Linked DNA regions of Mus musculus: region 1 is linked to region 2. A link is a loop called in an ENCODE intact Hi-C map of the cell type or tissue named here. Cell type or tissue: left cerebral cortex. All regions are shown on one strand. Each heading gives the region's core, and the rest is flanking DNA. Links, peaks and the distances in the headings are about the cores only.

Evidence for each region. A loop is a pair of places that touch in the nucleus more often than their neighbours do. Peaks named below come from ENCODE experiments on the same cell type or tissue, not always from the same donor. Only the 100,000 strongest peaks of a DNase experiment are listed, where the experiment ranks them.
Region 1: it touches region 2 in a loop (7-fold over the local background); 6 of 42 quality-filtered maps call a loop at or near these places.

Annotation. Positions count from the first base shown.
Region 1 is chr13:59,478,871-59,484,245 of GRCm38, forward strand. It overlaps Agtpbp1 (ATP/GTP binding protein 1), which reads right to left. Exons shown (of 26, transcript NM_001377097.1): 18 at 3,647-3,734. Among named protein-coding and RNA genes, the nearest start is that of Gm34788, 64 kb to the left of the region's middle. In left cerebral cortex, for the core only: no CTCF peak of the experiment used is centred there; a DNase peak (open chromatin) is centred at 2,167; H3K27ac peaks cover 660 bases.
Region 2 is chr13:59,428,875-59,434,249 of GRCm38, forward strand. No RefSeq gene overlaps it. Among named protein-coding and RNA genes, the nearest start is that of Gm34788, 14 kb to the left of the region's middle. In left cerebral cortex, for the core only: no CTCF peak of the experiment used is centred there; DNase peaks (open chromatin) are centred at 2,458, 2,784 and 3,657; H3K4me3 peaks cover 562 bases.

The DNA.
Region 1 (5,375 bases), core at 212-5,211, 50 kb after region 2:
CTAGAACCACGTCATGGGAGGAAAGAACCAAACATCAAAGTTGTCCTTTGACCTCCACACAAAGCAGTGGCAGGCGCACCCACCTTCCAACACCAGCCCCACAGTATGCATAAATCAGTGTTAGGAACCTTCACAGTCAACAGGGAGGTAGGGAGCTCTGAAATGCACACACAGAACTGATCACACAACAGCAACTGTTCAACATGGGCAGCAAACACCTGCGACAGCATCCTGTTCATAGCTTTTAAAAGTCCTTAAGTATTGCTGACATAGGCATTTAAAGATCTGCTGTTGACTTAATTTGTAAAGCTCTAAAAACGCTTTTAAAAATTTATTCACACACGTAGATATTCAAACTATTCTTCATTAACTTCATCACTGTCTCTTGTATGGGCAGATAATGGCAAATGCTAAGAACTAAGAAACATACAAAACAGTTTCTTCTCTGAATTGGCAGCTAACTGAAGAGGTACATATCCCTGTAGTGAGAGTTTGGTTTCTTTAAGAACCCAGTTATGTTATGTGAATATGTTTTTGTTTTATTCCCAGGTGTGGGACAAGAGGCTGCTTCACAACAGGTGATTGTGATTTGCCGGCTGCACTAGCTGGGGTGTGATCTTTGCCAGCTGCAGAGAGTTTAATTCTGGAGACTTTGGGGAGGGAATAAATAGGAAAACTCCAAGAGGGCCTGGGAAGGAGACTGCTGCCGCCGCCCCTGCTGTTTCTTTTTGTCAAATGGTCGTGAGAAATGAGACAAGAAGAAACTGGATATTCTGAAGACAAAGACTGGACTTGCCTCAACTCAACACCCCTAATCAGCAGGAAGAAACCTAGAGAGGTCTAGGTCCCCGTTCCCCTCTAACCTTGTTTCTCTCCTACCTAGTGTCAGGGGTTGGAAGGAGTTGGGATGGAATAAGGATTGGAAGGGAAGTCGAGTTATAAGAACCCAATAAAATAGTAAGAACCCATGCCAACACATGTTATCATACATGTTCTATGGAAGTTACGGGCTATAAACAAAACAAGACACACATGTTGACCGAAGACAACTATGTTCTATTTATAACTAACACAACAGTCTCCGATCCTTAGTAACAGATTTCTGGAAAACATATGCAACACAAAAATATAGTTAACCAATGAATGCTAAGTTGCACAGAATTCCAGTTTGGTCTGAGAGTAGCCAGACGAAAAAGCAAAAACTCCTGTTATCACTCCTTACACAGAACAGAACTTAACTGTGTTACAGTCGTGCACACTGCAGTGTGAAAAGAACTAAAGGGTACGTAGAGAAGCAGGGATATTCTGATATTGATGGCCTGAACAATTCTTCCAGAACCATGCCCACCACTGCCCGGGTCAGCACTAGGTCGCTGCAACATTCTACCACAGAACAGGTGACCCAAGAGCACCTTTCTATGGAGCTACCATTAAAGACACTACAAGCACTCTGAAGTGGAGATCAGGGTACATATTTCCTTTGTTTCTTTTTCTTATTTGTGTGCTACTTATTTATTTTGCTAACAAACACGGAGGGATGGAACCTTACTGAGATGAAGCCCATTTCTTTCCCAGAAAGTAACAGAATTTAAGATATAGGTTTTTCCAAAGAGAACATAAACTGTTATGTTAGTTTAAATTTTAGACGTCATCGTCTTCTGGCAAAGCTACAAGAACGAGACAATCAGTGCTAGTTAAGGACAACATTAAGAGTCAAAATCCACTTTATGGAAAATTCAAGACTAACAAGACAGAAACTGCCATCCAAAGGAGATAAACACCAAGACCAAAATTATAAACATACAGAATCTTGTGTGACTGATGGGAAATGATCATTAAAAGATAAAAATTTAAAAATTATTTTTATTTTGGGAGAGGTTGCAAGGGCAGAGGGCAGAGATAAGGGAACAGGAAGATAAGTGGGGTTAAGGTACATGTTATGAAATTCACTCTCCCTCCAAAAAAAAAAATCAATAAAAAGTTAAAAACACAGGATTTTAAATGTTCAGTTTAGATGCAAAGGTTTTCAAACCAGAGCATTTCTTCTACTATGTGCATTCATATTCCAACAGAAGAACATAGGAAACTGGCATCTCACTCAAACGGGCCTACGCTGTTCCTCGCAGCTGACAGCAAATGGTGTCCTCTGAGAGTATAAAGCACATGTTCTATCAGTAAAGAAACACAAGACAAAATCCATGCTGCCAAAGAGCACATCTGTGCCCATCTGCCGGAGAAGCTGGACAGAGTTGTAAGTCAGATACGTACATGGTTTCCATTTTAAGAGATTAGCCTAAAAGTCTGTGTACATTAGGGAAGTATTTCTGAAAAGACAACAGCAAATTTGTAATCACGGGCCTTCTCTCGAGGAAAGGTCTGACCTACTTACACAACAGCCGAGGCAGTCGTGAGGTAGTAAGCCATACCTCCTACCCTTCCCGGCACAGAAACGCACATAAGCAACCACCAGGCGCTCCCAGGGCCCAGCACAAGTACATCAAGGATAAAGGTCATAGGGAAAACTGGGCTGAGGGACGAACAGTGGGAAGAAGTGCAGCAACTATGTGGTGTGAGATACACACACCAAGCTCCTAATGTATTTTATAGGAAGGAGAATAAGCATTATATGCAAACATTTTATCTACAGAATTAGAGTAAAATAGGAAGCAAGGTCTAAGACTTCTCCATCGACATCATTTACAAGCAAAGCCGTAGCCATACACAGGCAAATAATCGTACTCCACCTGCTCTCCCACACAGGCTCCAGGACCACCTCAGGAGAGGAACAAGAAAAGGTTCTACAGGTCAGACTCAAACAGAGACTTCTGGACGTAACAGGACAGCTGTGCCTATGAACTCAGGGCAGCTGAGACTGCCTGCAGGCACCAGGTGAACAAGCCTCCACTCCAATCAGGGACACTATGGACATTTGATGGCTTCTGGGGCAGAGAGAGTTGGTTTTCTTTAATGGTGTGGCCCCTTTGCAGGTCAACCATGCTCCAACGGATGTCCCCAAACAGGTATATGGGCAGCACGAATTAGACTCCATGGTTATTTTACAAAAGGGGGGGGGGTGAAGAAAAAGAGGAAAAGGAAAAGGAAGAGGCAAGGTATCGGGGGTTGGGGAGACAGGAGTGGGGCTGAAGGAGCTAGAGGCAGGAGTGGGGCTGAGTAGGGTCTAAATACACTGTAGGAAATTCCCAAAGAGTCAATAAAAAGTAAGGTCACTATTGCTGGGTTAAAACACCATGACTAAGTAAGGAGGAGAGGAAAGCATTTATTTGGCTTACACTTCCACAGCACTGTCCATCTCTGAAGGAAGCTAGGACAGGAACCTGGAGATAGGCGCTGACACAGAAGCCATGGAGGGCGCTGCTTATTGGGCCCCCATGGCTTGCTCAGCCTTCTTTCTTACAGAATCCAGGACACCAACCTAGGTGTAGTACCGTCCACATCAGGCTGGACCCTCCCACATCAAATTACTAATTAAGAAAATAACCTACAGGCTTGCGTCCTGTCCAGGCATTTTCTTAATTGAGGGTCCCTCTCTTCCCCTGACTAGCCAACATGCATACTAAGTGTTTTCACTGTTACACTGAAAGGGGATAGAATGGAGCCTTCTGGGAACCTCTGTAAGAATACTCACTTGTAGTAACAAATGTCAGTGCCCATACGGATCCACCATGGTCTGGCATTTAGTGCTTCCTGAACTGAATACATAAGTGGCTGCATACCTTTGAAAGAAGAGGAAAGGAAAGAGAGAATTCTTTTCAGAATTGATGTAAAAATGAATCCTGCCTTCTAGAAAGCACCAAAATTTCAGGAAGACTGGGGTATACTGCATTTCATTATTTTAAGATGTATTAGAGAAATATGAGTAATTTCTTAAACTATAATTTAATCAATATCCCCTTTTAAAGTTCAACTAAAATGGAATAACTTTAGAGTGAGTGGCTACCAATTCTTTTCTGTTAAATTGTTGTTCAAGTGTCAATTAAAGATAATTTTTACTCCTTGTAAAAAGTAAAATTTAATAAAGAAATCGTGTAGGGAGATGGCCCCGAAGGTAAAACTCATCTCCCAAGCATCAGGCTCCATTAACCCTCAGAAGCCACGGAGAAGCTGCACCTGGCTGTAATCTCCGTGCTCCTAGATGAGAGGAAGCTCCTCCAGTGAGCTGGCCAAAGCAGCAGCCCACCACAAAGGCAGACACACCCTGGCCTAAGCAAAGTGTAAAGGGCGCCATGCACACACACACACACACACACACACAGGAGTGTGCACAAACACAGACACAGTTACACCACAGTACACACACATGCACACACACACACAGAGGCAAGTGCACACACACCACAGTACATGCACATGCAACCACACAAAGACACACCCTGGCTGAAGCAAAGTGAAAGGGCATCATGCACACATACACACAGGCATGTGCTCACACACACACCACAATAAACACACAGACACAGGCACACCAAGTGCACACACATGCATACCACAATGCAGGCACAGCCACATGCACACTCACACACAATACTCAGCAATAACTCCTCTAATTCTTTATAGAGTCTCATGTGCACTGAGAAAAACCACAAAAATTTGTGTGTGTTTTCATTCCTTCTCTACAGAAGTGTTAATATGGCTTGTGTCCTGGCTAGTCTTACATCAATATGTCATAAGCTAGAGTCATCCCAGAGGAGGGAACTGCAACTGAGGAAACGTGTCCCTAAGATCCAACTGTAGGACTTTCCTTAACTAGTGACTAATGGGAAGGGCACAGCCTACTGTGGGTAGGGCCATCCCTGGCCTGGTGGTCTTGGGCTGAGCAAGCCATGGGCAGCAATCCAGTGAGCAGCATTCCTCCAAGGCCTCCGCATCAGCTCCTGTCTCCAGGTTCCTGCCCTGTGTGAGTTCCTGTCCTGACTTTCTTTGTGTAAGATGAGTTAACCCTTTCCTCCCCAAGTTGTTTTTTGGTCAAGCAGACGATGTACTTTCCTGGATGAGCTTTAATATGAACTAACCAGTACCCCCGGAGCTCGTGTCTCTAGCTGCATATGTAGCAGAAGATGGCCTAGTCGGCCGTCATTGGGAAGAGAGGCCCCGAGGTCTTGCAAACTTTATATGCCCCAGTACAGGGGAACGCCAGGGCCAAAAAGAGGGAGTGGGTGGGTACGGGAGCGGGGGGGGGGGGATTTATAGGGAACTTTCAGGATAGCATTTGAAATGTAAATAAAGAAAATATCTAATAAAATAAAATTTAAAAAACAAAAACAAAATCTGCACTGCGTGCCCAGGCACAGCGGTGCTCTCCTTTCACCCCAGCACTGGAGAGACATATGTGGAAATCTGTACCCCAGGCTAGCATA
Region 2 (5,375 bases), core at 311-5,310:
CTTCATTCCAGTGGCATGACCAACATGGGATGAACGGGGTTTGAACAGATGGGGGAGACCACACTCACACCAGCATGAAATCCATCTCTCAAGGCATCCCTTTGAAACAGAGCTGGGTTTCTCCTTGTTAACCTAATCCACTTCCTGTACCCATTCGATCCCATGCAAATGTCTCTTGTTTTATTCCATTCTCAGGGCAACAGTGATAAAAAGACCCTGTTGCAAGTTGGAAGTCCACCCAGTTACATTCTGTTGAAACATAAATTTTTCAAGACAGTCTGCACCCTGCTCTCTTACCTCCATCCCAAATAAGTCTCATGTATGGAGCTGAATTGCTATCTGTCCATCAAATGCATGTGTGCCCAATTTACATGAGAAAATGGCTAAACAGGAAGGTTTAGATGCTAGAGCCAGAAATCTAACCTTTAATTTGATTTATTTGTAGCACAATCCTCCCTATTGTTACCTATTCCCTAACTGCATCTAGACAACAAGACAACTTCTCTCAAACTACTAGAACTGGGCATTTGTCTAGTAAACTTGAACTCAAAAGCTCACAGTCCTAGTCAAATAGCACCAGGTCAAATCTATGAATTAACACATACTTCAGGAAGGAACCCAAAGTGGGTGATATTATCTTGATGCCAACGGGCGTCTCATTATGTAAGCCCGCAGCTTCCCCTTTACATTGGTGTACTTACATTGAAATCTGTTCGGAACAGGTTTTCATCACTTGCCAACTGAAGATCTCGGCTGATTGAAGTCAAGCACCTGACATTCCAGAGGCGCCTGCTAGTCAACACCACCTTGCCAGCCACACTGGAGTGTGACCAGGGCTCATGGCCACACTCCAACCAGAACTCATGGCCATACTCCAACCAGGACTCATGGCTACACTCTACCCAGGGACCATGACCATACTCTAACCAGGGATCAAGGCTACACTCTACCCAGGGCTCATGGCTACACTCTACCCAGGGCTTCTTCAACAACAAAATGAGACATCAGAGACACCCTAGGACATGCAAATGGACTTCTAAAATGTTTTTGTTAAACAAAAGAGACAAGCGTAAGACAGACTATCATGTGGTCCCACTTATGTCAATGTTCAGAAAGAGTGAGTCTGCAGAGACAGTGTAGAGTAGTGGTCACTGGAGTCTAGGAAAAAGGGGAAGACCTAGCAATAAGTGTGTGAAACAGAGAAAGTCACAAGGGTGGGCACAGAACTCCAGAGGTCTGGGTTTGATTCCCAGCACCTCGGCAATGGTTCCCCACCCATCTGTAACTACAGTTTCAAAGGATCTGATGCCCTCTTCTGGCCTCCATGGGCACTGTCCACATATGATACACATACACATATACAGTCAAACACCTATGCACATAAAAGTAAATATCTTTTTTTAAAAAACATTGGGCCGGCCGTGGTGGAGCATGCCTTTAATCCCAGCACTCGGGAGGCAGAGGCAGGTGGATTTCTGAGTTCGAGGCTAGCCTGGTCTACAAGGTGAGTTCCAGGACAGCCAGGGCTATACAGAGAAACCCTCTCTCAAAAAACAAACAAAAAACAAAACAAAAAACAAAAAACATTGTGTTGTGTACTTGAAGTGGGTGAATTATATCATATGTAAAATATACCTCAATAAATTACTTTTTAATTCTCAAATTCACAGGCCTGGTCTAGGGCAGCCGATCAATGGTTAGAGCACAGGCTAGACACATGTGAAGCTCTCTGTTCTATCCTAAGACCAAATTTTTAATAACTGCTTTAAAAAGTAGAATTCACAAGAATATATGCAAAAATCCTTCTCAGGTCATAAGAGTGGCCACACCCACGTGGAGCCCTCATCTCACGGTTGCTGGAGGTTTTACAGTTTGGATGCTCGAGTTTCAGGTGTGGGCTGAGTCCATAAATTCCACAAGACTGACCCAGAAGCTTTGGGTAATTTTCTGCTAAGATTTATTTATTTATTTTATTTATATGAGTGCACTATAGCTGTCTTCAGACACATCACCAGAAGCGGGCATTGGAACCCATTACAGATGGTTGTGAGCCACCATGTGGTTGCTGGTTGGTAGGAGTTGAACTCAGGAGCTCTGGAAGAGCAGTCAGTGCTCTTAACTGCTGAGCCAGCTCTCCAGCCTCCACCTTGGGTGTTTTTAATGATGATGTGTCCGGCCTTTACGGCCTGCTGGTGCTCCCACTTGTGTGTAGCCGGTTTTGCTTGATTGTATCATGGTCTCTTCCATCTCTTTCCAGAGCTTCCTGGAAAGGACAAGACAGAGAGAGACCAGTAAGGTAACCTCAGCCAACAATCCTGCATATCTGTAGCACGCAGTAGAAGCCCTGTGTCTGCACTACGTGTGGGAGCCAGGGCACTTGTGTGTCATTTGTGAAGCACTGGTGGCCCGCCGCCAACCACCTCCAAGCAGAGAAGTGAGCCAAGCCCAGCATCAGTGAGTCTAGTTTGTTTACAGAGGAAACAAATAATTAGAGCAGATCAAAGGCCCAACGTGATAATTAGAAACACGCTCTTCCACGCTGTTCAGAGGCTGAGGATGCCACCCTCCAAGATGGAGAAAAGCCACCAGGCGCTGGTTTAAACCAGCCCCGCACTCTATTCCAAAACATTGGATTGCTTTCATTTCTCTGCGGAACCTATGTTCCGCGTTATGCTATTTGTTCTTCTTAGCCTGCTGGCCTCCTTGTTTCAGACAACCCCCTGTGCATTGTTATCTCATGCTGGTCCCAGGCCCCTATCCAGAGCTCTCACTGATGGTTAATGGAGCGCTCTCCAGACTCTCCTTTCTCTGCTCTCAGGGTGGGCCTGTCTGGCCCCCACCGCACAGCAGCTCTGCGCATGCTCAGTAAGACGCATGGCGCTGTCAGTTCAGCAGCAGCCCATCCCCTTTGCAGGACCTTCAGTAGCCGCTTTGCTGCCACCTTACTCTTCCTTCCACTGGCCCCTTTGTTCACAGAGGAAAGAGATGCATTCTGCTGACCAGGTCTCACTGGGAGATGCTTTCCCTTCTGTTCTCACCAGTGTCTCAAAACCCTTTTGTGTGGCCAGCCTGGTCTACAAAGTGAGTTCCAGGACAGCCAGGGCTATACAGAGAAACCGTCTCGGAAAAGAGAGAGAGAGAGAGAGAGAGAGAGAGACAGAGAGAGAGACAGAGAGAGAGAGACAGAGAGAGAGAGACACAGAGAGAGAGAGAGACAGACAGAGAGAGAGACAGAGAGACAGAGAGAGAGAGACACAGAGAGAGAGAGAGACAGACAGAGAGAGAGAGAGAGAGAGAGAGAGAGAGAGAGAGAGAGAGAATGAGACTGTCTCAACCTTAGAAAGCCGGACAGGGAACCACACAGCAGTGTCACCTGAGTTGCTCTATATGTGAAGAGGTTTGGCATACAGGAATCCCATCAGCTTTGACCCACGTGCTGTCACGTGTTTATGTCGGCACTTTGGGTCCGGCCTGATGAATATGTAATTCTTTACTTCTTTCTCCGAAATCTCCGTGGGAAGGTGGAGGCGAGGCAGGAGAACCAGAAACAAGGAATACAATTCTCTCCCTCTTTATCAGAGCCAAGTCCTAGATCCATCCTGTCCATGCCTGACATCTCCGAGTATCCAACCACTCCCTCCTTCTCTTACCAGTTCTCCCAGCAGACTCAAGCCAGCCGTGCACGTGTGCCCACAAACCTGCAGTACGCAATCTCATAGGGAAGAAGCCAAGAGGGAGAGGGAGATAAGAAACTGGAGAGACTGTGGAAACCTGAAGAGGGGGTGCTGTCACACCAGCAGGCAGTGGCTTCTTTGGGCGTCTGCCCTATGTGGTGTCTGGGGATGAGTGGGGTGTGGGGTGCTGTCAAATCATGCACTGCTTGCTACTCAGGCATCTCCCCTATGTGGTGTCTCCAGCCACTGTTCCCAATGGTTCATCTCAGACCTGCAGTTCAGTCACAAGCCATTCCCATCTTTGTCCTGACAGTCCTATAAATATGTAATCCCTGCTCCTTCTCCTGACCTTTCTCTTCAGTTCATCACTCTGTGGTCATCTGACAGCATCGCCATTACCCATCTGTTCTGTGTACACGCTCAAGTGTCCCATTTTGTCACTAGGGTCTGTCTCCACAGCAGGCCTTGGACTCCCCCACCTCTGCTCTTCTGGTTTTCACATATCTGAGCCATCCCCAGATCTTGTGGACTTCCTTGTCACTTTTAGGCCTTGGCACTGACACAGGAGTGAAGAGCATAACTTTTGTAGAAGTAGCAGCATACAAAACGTCAACATAAAAACCAGTAGCTTTTCGAAATATAATGACAGAGACAGAGAGAAAGAGAATAGAAAGAGAAAAGAGAGAGAGAGAGAGAGAGAGAGAGAGAGAGTTGCACACACATAGACAGTGCACACATGTGCACACACAGTAAGAGCCCTAACACAGCACAACCACTCTAGCTCAGCACAAGGCCAACACCCTCTGCTTCCTGCCCAGGTTGATCAATAAGTTGCCACCTTGCTTTCCTATTTAGGGGACTTGGAACTTTCTGTTCAAGGAAGCAAGCTGAGGGAATGCCTCCATTCTATAAGGAAAGGGAGTGGACCTGCTCTAGCCTGAAGGAAGGACAAAGCCTTGGGGTCACTCCCTGCGTGGAGTGCAGGATGAGGAAAGGAAGTGGGGATCTACTGTGCAGCCAAGTCTCCCAGAAGCATGTCACACAGCTTCTGTGTGCTTTGGTCCACAAGGCTGGTCTCCCATATAATGAAGTCGGCAAGTGGAAACTTCTAGAAGACTGCCTAAAGAGAGATCTTTGGGTCTCAGGGCCCCATTCTCAATGATGACCACTGGTTATGTGGGGTTCGCAGGACTGGATTCGCTTCCAGGAAACCCAGCTGTTATAAACTGAGTCACCCTTCCCAGTCTCTTCCTCACCCCATCTCTGTGCACCTTTAAACTCTTCTGCAATGCTGCGCCTGACCAGAAGGACCAATTGTGGGCCCTAATACGTGTGCCACACTGTTTGGACCTTCTAGTCACCAGAGTCATGAATCAGGCAAACCTCTGCTGTATGAAGAACCCAGACTTTTTGCTTTATGTTGTAGCAATACCAAATTAACGGACACAAATGGATACAAAGTCCAATGACGGTGAGTTTCAAGGCTACCTGTTAGGGCTTCAGACCCATACCCTTTCTGGTTTTAGACATCCAGTGTAGCCCGTGTCCACAAGAGAGATGTCAAGACTGAATGGGAGTGGCCACACCTGGCCCTCTACTTGGAAGAGGCAGTTGGAGCCTTGGCTGTATGGTATCGGTCACTTTCTGCCCTTCCCTTGGTCCTTAGCTGGACTCAGTTACTTCAGCTTTGTCTGAGCACTG